Linked DNA regions of Homo sapiens: region 1 is linked to region 2. The links are chromatin contacts, found by Hi-C or POLR2A ChIA-PET in ENCODE. All regions are on one chromosome and are shown on one strand. Each heading gives the region's core, a stretch centred on a gene start or an enhancer-like site at or near the end of the contact. The rest is flanking DNA. Distances are from core to core; before and after follow the strand shown. Region 1 has its middle 19 kb from the start of ARF6. Region 2 overlaps LINC01599 (long intergenic non-protein coding RNA 1599).

What was found. A loop is a pair of places that touch in the nucleus more often than their neighbours do. ChIA-PET counts read pairs that join two places held with the same protein, here RNA polymerase II (POLR2A). Pooled maps may share reads with other maps.
Region 1: a loop to region 2 is called in a map of CD14-positive monocyte, with 2.4 times the contacts of the local background. The contact joins two enhancer-like sites. A Hi-C loop is called at or near these places in 2 of 168 maps with a recorded cell type or tissue (CD14-positive monocyte and endothelial cell of umbilical vein) and 6 of 50 pooled maps. POLR2A ChIA-PET finds 5 or more read pairs at or near these places in 10 of 52 experiments (A673, CD4-positive, alpha-beta T cell, CD4-positive, alpha-beta memory T cell and 6 more).

The regions. Positions count from the first base shown.
Region 1 is chr14:49,909,821-49,913,575 of GRCh38, reverse strand. No RefSeq gene overlaps it. Among named protein-coding and RNA genes, the nearest start is that of ARF6, 19 kb to the right of the region's middle. Within about 2 kb of position 1,780, at least 15 of the 41 ENCODE cell types and tissues checked have a DNase peak (open chromatin) inside an H3K27ac peak, as active enhancers do; they include CD14-positive monocyte, where a contact is called at or near this core.
Region 2 is chr14:50,063,006-50,067,217 of GRCh38, reverse strand. All of the region lies in intron 2 of LINC01599 (long intergenic non-protein coding RNA 1599), which reads left to right. Among named protein-coding and RNA genes, the nearest start is that of LINC01599, 40 kb to the left of the region's middle. RefSeq lists enhancers at 1,894-2,253, 2,624-2,673. Within about 2 kb of position 2,102, at least 8 of the 41 ENCODE cell types and tissues checked have a DNase peak (open chromatin) inside an H3K27ac peak, as active enhancers do; they include CD14-positive monocyte, where a contact is called at or near this core.

The DNA of each region.
Region 1 (3,755 bases), core at 531-3,030, 150 kb after region 2:
TGAGACAGAGTGTTGCTGTGTCGCCCAGGCTCTCAGCTCACTGCAACCTCCGCCTCCCTGGCTCAAGCAATTAGCCTGCCTCAGCCTTCCGAGTAGCTGGGATTACAGGCGCACACCACCGCACTGGGCTAATTTTTGCATTTTTAGCTAGAGACGGGGATTTGCCATGTTGGCCAGGCTGGTCTTGAATTCCTGACCTCAGGTTATCTGCCCGCCTCGGCCTCCCAAAGTGCTGGGATTACAGGAGTGAGGCACTGCGCCCAGCCTATTTTTTATTTTTATTTATTATTTATTATTATTATTTTTTTTTTGAGACAGTCTTGCTCTGTCGCCCAGACTGGAGTGCAGTGGTGCGATCTCGGCTCACTGCAACATCCGCCTCCCAGGTTCAAGCGATTCTCGTGCCTCAGGCTCCCAAGTAGCTGGGATTACAGCTCCGCCACCATGCCCGGCTAATTTTTATATTTTTAGTAGAGACGGGGTTTCCCCATGTTGGCCAGGCTGGTCTCAAACTCCTGACCTCAAGTGATCTGCCTGCCTCAGCCTCCCAAAATGCTGGCATTGCAGGTGTGAGTCACTGCACCTGGCCTATTTTTTTTTTGAGATATGGTCTCACCCTGTTGCCCAGGCCGGAGTGCAGTGGCACTTTCTTGGCTTGACCTCGGCTTGGGAGATCCTCCTGTCTCAGCCTCCCGAGTAGCTGGGAGTACAGGTGTGCACCACCATACCCGGCAAATTTGTATTTTTTTGTAGAAATGCGGTTTCACTATGTTGCCCAAGCTGGTCTTGAATTCTTGGGCTCAAGCAATCTGCTTGCCTCGGCCTCACAAAGAAAAATAAGTCTTTTTTTGTCTTGTTTTTTTTTTTTTTTTTTTTTTTTTTTTTTTTTTTTTTTTTTTTTTTTTTTTGGAGACAGAATCTCGCTCCGTAGCGCTATCTCGGCTCACTGCGAGCTCCGCCTCCCAGGTTCACGCCATTCTCCTGCCTCAGCCTCCCGAGTAGCTGGGACTACAGGCGCCCGCCACCACGCCCAGCTAATTTTTTGTATTTTTAGTAGAGACGGGGTTTCACCCTCTTAGGCAAGATGATCTCCATCTCCCGACCTCGTGATCCGCCCGCCTTGGCCTCCCAAAGTGCTGGGATTACAGGCGCGAGCCACCACGCCCGGCCGAAAAGTAAGTCTTTAATGATCAAGAACATCAAGCTTCATTGAAATACTGAACACATTAGTCTAATTATATTTCTATATTATGAATACCAGTTGTTTAAATATATCATTGGTAATTCTTTTTTCCAAGAAAGTTTCTCAAATATATTAGTCACTGGAATTCACTTCAACAAGATTTGCATGGAATTTTAAAAAGTAGGTTTAGGCTTTCTGCAGTAATCAAAGCACACTTAAACAATCATTAAACAGAAGGAAGTCATACTTTTTTTCTCCTACATCTCAAAGCTGTGCAGAACAGCCACATCCCCAGGAGTAAGTGGCCCACACTTGTTTGTTCTCTGGAATTGTTTCAATTATGTTTGTAGCTGAATATACATTCATTCTTAGAAAATTAATATGGTTCAGAAGAGGAAATGCTTGTATATTTCCATGATTATTTCTGAGATAATAGAGAAAATATTTGTATGTAAAGCTGGTTCCAGTGTCAGAGTAGTCATTTTGGTTACTGTGTTTGTTGGCCCAACTACTCTCTCTTAAAAGCTCAAAATTATGCTGGCAGGGAGCCATGCCATAGAAACTCCACCCTGAGGAGTGACTCAGATAGTTAGACAAAAGCATTTAAACTTCAAGATTTTTTCAGGCTTCCCTCTTGACACTCCTTCCTCTTAGTCAAAGAATTGATGACTACACATTTTGTGTAGTTAAAGGAAAAAAACTAACACCATTCTTGAATCAATAATGCCTGTTCTCAATTGTTACCTATTAAAAGGTAAAATACAACAAATAGTTGGTTTCTTATCACCTTGAGAATATCTTTTTCACTGAATATATGTATGTGTGTGTATGTGTATGTGTGTGTGTGTGTGTGTGTGTGTGTGTATATATATATATATATATATATATTTTTTTTTTTTTTTTTTTTTTTGAGATGGAGTCTCACTCTGTCACCCAGGCTGGAGTGTAGCAGCGCAATCTTGGCTCACTGCAACATCGGCCTCCTGGGTTCAGGTGATTCTCCTGCCTCAGCCTCCCGAGTAGCTGGGACTACAGGCGCCCACCACTGTGCCCAGCTAATTTTTGTATTTTTAGTAGAGATGGGGTATCATCATGTTGGCCAGGCTGGGCTCGAACTCCTGACCTCAAGTGATCCGCCCGCCTCAGCCTCCCAAAGTGCTGGGATTATAGGGATGAGCCACCGCTCCTGGCCTGCTTTTATTTTTTTATCCAAGATTCAGAGGGTACGGGCACAGGTTTGTTACATGGGTATATTGCATGATGCTGAGGTTTAGGCCTCTAATGATCCCATCATCCAAGTAGTGAACACAAGTAGTTCTTCAAACCTGGCCCCCCTTCCTCTCTTCTGCCTTTTTGAATCCCCAATGCCTACTGTTCCCATCTTTGTGTCTGTGTGTACCCAGTGTTTAGCTCCCACTTATAAGTAAGAATGTGCGGCATTAGGTTTTCTGTTTCTGTGTTAATTCGCTTAGGATAATGGCCTCCAACTGCATCCTTGTTGCTGCAAAGGACATAATTTCATTCTTTTTTATGGCTGCATGATTTAATTTTTTAAATTATTAAACTAGAGGGAAGAAGGAAAATAGAACTAATTTCTCTTGAGTGCTTACCATGCCAGATAGGGACTTTCTCATAAGTTACCACTTTTTGTGATAAAGCCTTGCTGGGTGAACATTACCATCCCGATTTTTAGCAGGAAAACTGAGACAAAGAGATAGATTTTCCAGTGTCACTTAGCTATTGAGGTCAGGGTTGGAATTCAAACATAGGTCTATCTATTTGAGACTATTGACTCAAAATTCAATGTTCTTTACCCAAATCAATCCTGTCAGAAAGGAAACTAAAAATGCTTGCAAAAAAAAAAAAAAAAAAAAAGGTAGGAAGGGCTGGACACAATGTCTCATGCCTGTAATCCCAGCGCTTTGGAAGGCTGAGGCAGGTGGATCACCTGAGGTCAGGAGTTCAAGACCAGCCTGGCAAACATGGCAAAACCCCATCTCTACTAAAAATACAAAAATCAGCTAAGTGTGGTGGCACACACCTGTAATCCAAGGTACTCAGGAGGCTAAGGCAGGAGAATCCCTTGAACCCAGGAGGCGGAGGTTGCAGAGAGCCACAAAGATCCCGCGACTGCCCTCCAGCCTGGATGATAGAGTGAAACTCCATCTCAAAAAAAAAAGATAAGTATCATATATGGCTTATATGAGGAAAGGAGGTTCTCTTCCATCTTCAATCCTTTTTCCATTCAATGAATGGCCTTCATAGCATCATACATAGGATGTTTCCAGATCCTAATTTCTTGGGTATTTCTAACACTGTAATCCAGAATCCAGAAATCACAATTTCCTAAATCACTATTTTGATGCTCAGCAAAGCAGCATGGACCCTGAGGTGTATCAGTGGGTAACACTTTAGGTTTTATTAGATTGGGACATGCAGCAAGAAAAAGAACCTAGAAATTACCATAGGTTTGAAAGGAGAAAAATTAACATGTCTAGGATGTCTAAGCATATGGAAACAATAGCCCTGCCAACCATATTGATTGATTGATTGATTGATTGATTGATTGTTT
Region 2 (4,212 bases), core at 853-3,352:
TCCCCTCTTGATGTTTCTGGTAAGCAGACTCTGGTATCTTCCCCTAAGAGGGACTCTCTTTCAGAAAATGCTTCCTGCATCTCGCATAGTTCAGAAGCCTCTGGAGTGGTGAATTGGCTGCAGCTTCCAATGGTGATAGCATCACCAGCCCTCACAGAAGGGCAATCTGAGCACCTCAGAGCTTTTGCCTCATTGGGCACCCAATGAGGATTGTCTCTCTCTTTTCCACCCTTCCTCTTGGGGAGCTGTGGCCATCTTACCCTAAATGTATTTTCCCCCATTTTCAGAGGAGGCAAATGTGGCATGCCAAATGCATTTTTAGTGACTGAGATCTTAAACGTATTTTCCATCTGTGCTAGGTCATTACGTCGTTAAACCCCTTGATATTTTAATGATTTTTATGGTCAAGCGATGCATAGGTTTGTTCAAGTTATTATTCTCTACATGTGCCATTGCTCATAAGATGCTCCAGCAAGAGCCCGCCGAAGGCTCATTTAATACATGGCACTGTTCTCAACGTGTCCTTTCTCGGCAGCCCAACCCCGGCACTGGCAATGGTCACAGCAGAGCATATCACACCAGGCTTTGGGTGTAAAGACGGAGAGTACAGTTCAAATGACGCCTGCAAATCCCTTCAGAAATTGCCGTGTTGGAGACCCTGACACCATTTCTCACTAAGCATAGGACGGGCTCTCTCTCCGGTGCAGAAGCAGAGTGTTGTCTCTTCAGTAAAGCCCCAGGACAGGACTGGCCTGTGTCTAGGGGCCATGCTAGTATTATACAAAGGCTTGCTAGTGCTCACGTATGAGAATGAGGCAGGAACCAACATCTATTGGGAACAGCAGATTTATATCCCCTTATTGAGTGAAATGGGCAGAATTGCCTACACTATTTAAATGTTCTCTCTCTCTCTCTCTCTCTCTCTCTCTCTCTCTCTCTCTCTCTCTCAGTTCAGCCTTACTAAACATACAGCAGTGTACAGCATGGCTGGATATAATATGGCAGACACAGACAGGACTGGACAATGGTCCAGGATACCCAGGTTTCAAAGTCACAAGCCTTTCAGAGATTGCTAATGCAAAAGGACTTAGGAGGCGGTAGACTTAAAGCAGGTAGAAGTCCTTGCCTTCTCTGGGCTTCAGTTTCCTCACCTGTAAGATGCATGCTTTTGAGTAGGATGATCCCAAGGCTCCCTTCTGCACCCCCTGACATTTGGTGAGTTTGCAGCCGAGAAAGACTGGCCACCTGGGACAGCCTCAATGACCCAGTGGCCTCCTAGAAAAGCACCAGCCCCCTCCTGTCTCCTCCTGGGAATGTCATAAGACAGAGTTTGGTAAGAGTAAGAACAAAGATGAGAAATGGCTTCTCTAGAGGACGCCTGGAAATCCATTCTACTTGCCTCCTGTGTCTCTTCAGTTGAGCAGATCTTAATCTAGCACCTGCTAAAGACAGAGTGCTGAGTTCTAACCCCTGGCACTTCAGAGTGTGACTGTGTGGGGAAATGGGGTCTTTACAGAGGTAATCAAATTAAGATGTCAGTAGGGCGGGCCCTAATCCAAGAGGACGGTCATCCTTATAGGAAGAGGAAAATGGGACACAAACAGTACAGAGGGAAGACAATAAGAAGACATTTCTTATCATTTAATAAAACAATCAAACTTATATCAAGGTTGGAGTTTCACAATGTCAGGGACAGTTCTCAATGGGCTGTGTTTGTTAGGTACTGGAAAAGTAAAGAAGTTATATAAACTGTCCCTGACATTGTGGAACTCCCAGTCTTAGTATAAGTTTGAATGTTTTATTAAAATGGAGAAAACTGAGTGTTTGGTTTTGGTTGGGGGTGAAACCCATTGGGAACAACTCTATGGCATATCAGGGCTTCTTTCTGAATGAATTTCTAGATTTACATCTCTTCGTGGCTGTGGTCATCATTAGTGCTGTTTACCAGATATTTCCAGTTCCCTTTCTACTGAGTAGATAGTAGATCCATTTGTCTTTGAGCCACTAAAATTAGGTGTGGCTATGTGGCTTGCTTTGCTGATGAAATGTGAACAGAAGTCATGGGTTTCGCTTTCAGGCAAAAGCCTGAAGAACCATCACATGCTCTCCCCGTGGTTCCTTTTTGGTGCTACGGTAGTGAGTAATAATCTAGAGGGTGGAGGCTGGCTAGCCTGTGTCTCTGGATGAGGATGAAGTGGAGTAGAGACCTTGCTGATCCATGAGGGACATGGAAGATGAGCAAGAAACGAGCCTTTGTGGGTTTAAGCCATGGAGATTTACAAAACCTTTTATTATTGAAAATTTCAAATATATATGTATATATACAATACAATATATATATGCATATATATAATATCAAACCTGTTGTACCCATTACTCAGCTTCAGCAATGATCAGTGCTCAAATATCAATGATCAATGTGTAAAGCCTCTGTGATTTGGAAATTTTTTGTTGCTACAGCACAACCCAGACAGACCCCACCGAAAATGAGAGGAAAGAATGTGGTTTTACAGAAACATGAGACGAGCGACAAGGAGCTAAAGAGAGTGGACACAAAATGCTTGAGATTTGATTTGTATGCTCTATTTTTAAAAATGTGTATGCTTTTAGTAATTCAGGAGAGCTGAACATCTGCTTGAATTAGTTGAAGTAAAAGATGCTTGTCTTAGTCCATTTGGGTTGCTAGGACAGGAATCCACAGACTGGATAGACATTTATTTCCCACAGTTCTGGAGGCTGGGAGGTCTGAGATCAAGGCGCTGGCAGATTTGGTGTCTGGTGAGGGCTGGATTTCTGGTTCATAGAGAGCGCCTTCTCCCAGAGTCCTCTTGTGGCAGAAGGGGTTTCTTTCATAAGGGCTTTAATCCCCTCCATTAAAGGGCTCTTCAGGGCTCTGTCCCCAAGACCGAATCACCTCCCAAAGCCCCACCTCCAAACACCGTCACCCTGGGGCCTAGGATTTCCACCTGTGAATTTTACCTAGCATTGCTGGACACTCAGAGTGGGCCTGCTTTGTGGACTCCTGTCCCTTCATCTCCACCTAAGGCCACCTCCTCCAGCTCACCCTCCAGCACTCCTGGTAGCTGGCACTTAGCTTCTCATGAGCTCTGCGATGTGTTTTCTGTGGAGAGAGATGGAAGCCCTGTGGCCTTGTGCAGGGACCTACCTCAGCTTTCTGGGCCCGGCTTTGCACATCTGGCCTCATGAAGGACGTGTAGCTGCTGCGGACTTCAGGGGCAGCTCCAGAGAGTTAGGCCTGCTGAACGGTTAAGTCCTGTTCTTTCCACAGAGCCAGTTTGATGTAGTGCATTTTAAGTCACACGGGGACCTTGAGGCACATGTTTTGTTATCCCTTAGGTATACTTGTTGCAATGATAGTAGTGTAGCAAAATATCCCAGCAAAACCTCCACTGGTGGCTGAGCCCACTGAGGACCTGTGTTTGCTGGGTTAACTTTCTCTCTGTGTAGTTCCTAAAGGACCGGAGTGTGTTGCCCAGCTACCCATGCTTTTCTGCTAGTCTACTGGACTGCCACGGAGCTGGCACTGCTACTGTTATTCTGATTTTGTAGTGTAGGTAATTGGGCAAGTCTCCCCTCTACTCTTCTTTGTAAAAGTTAATTATTTCTCCATTGAGTTTCTCAAAAAGAAATCCAGTTGGAATTTTGATTAGCATTGCATTAAATTTATAGGTTCATTGTTCATATAACTAGGTCTTTATAAATGTCATCCAAAGTAAGTCATCTTACATGAGGTCATCCTACCCAAAATGTGGAATGTACTCTATTTATTCAGATCATTTTATGTTTCCTTATTAGAATTTAAGACATGTTTTTAGAAGTTTTGGGTATTCTTGGCTATTACCTAGATATATTTTGTAATTCTTGCTGCTATTGTAAATGGTATCTTTTTAATAATATTTTTCAGCAGTTATTGTGGGTGGACAGAGATGTTGTTGATTTTTGCAGGTAGATTTTGTGTCTGGTGAACTTGCTGAACCTTCTGAGTTCTAATTGGTTTGAATCTGTTTTTTCTTTTTCTTTTTTTGAGACAGGGTCTCTGTCACCTAGGCTGGATGCAGTGGCACGATTTTGGTTCACTGCAACCTCTGCCTCCTGGGCTCAGTTGATCCTCCCACTCAGCCTTTGGAGTAGCTGGGACCACAGACATGTGCCATGATGCCTGGCTAATTTTTTGTAGAGGTAGGGTTTTGC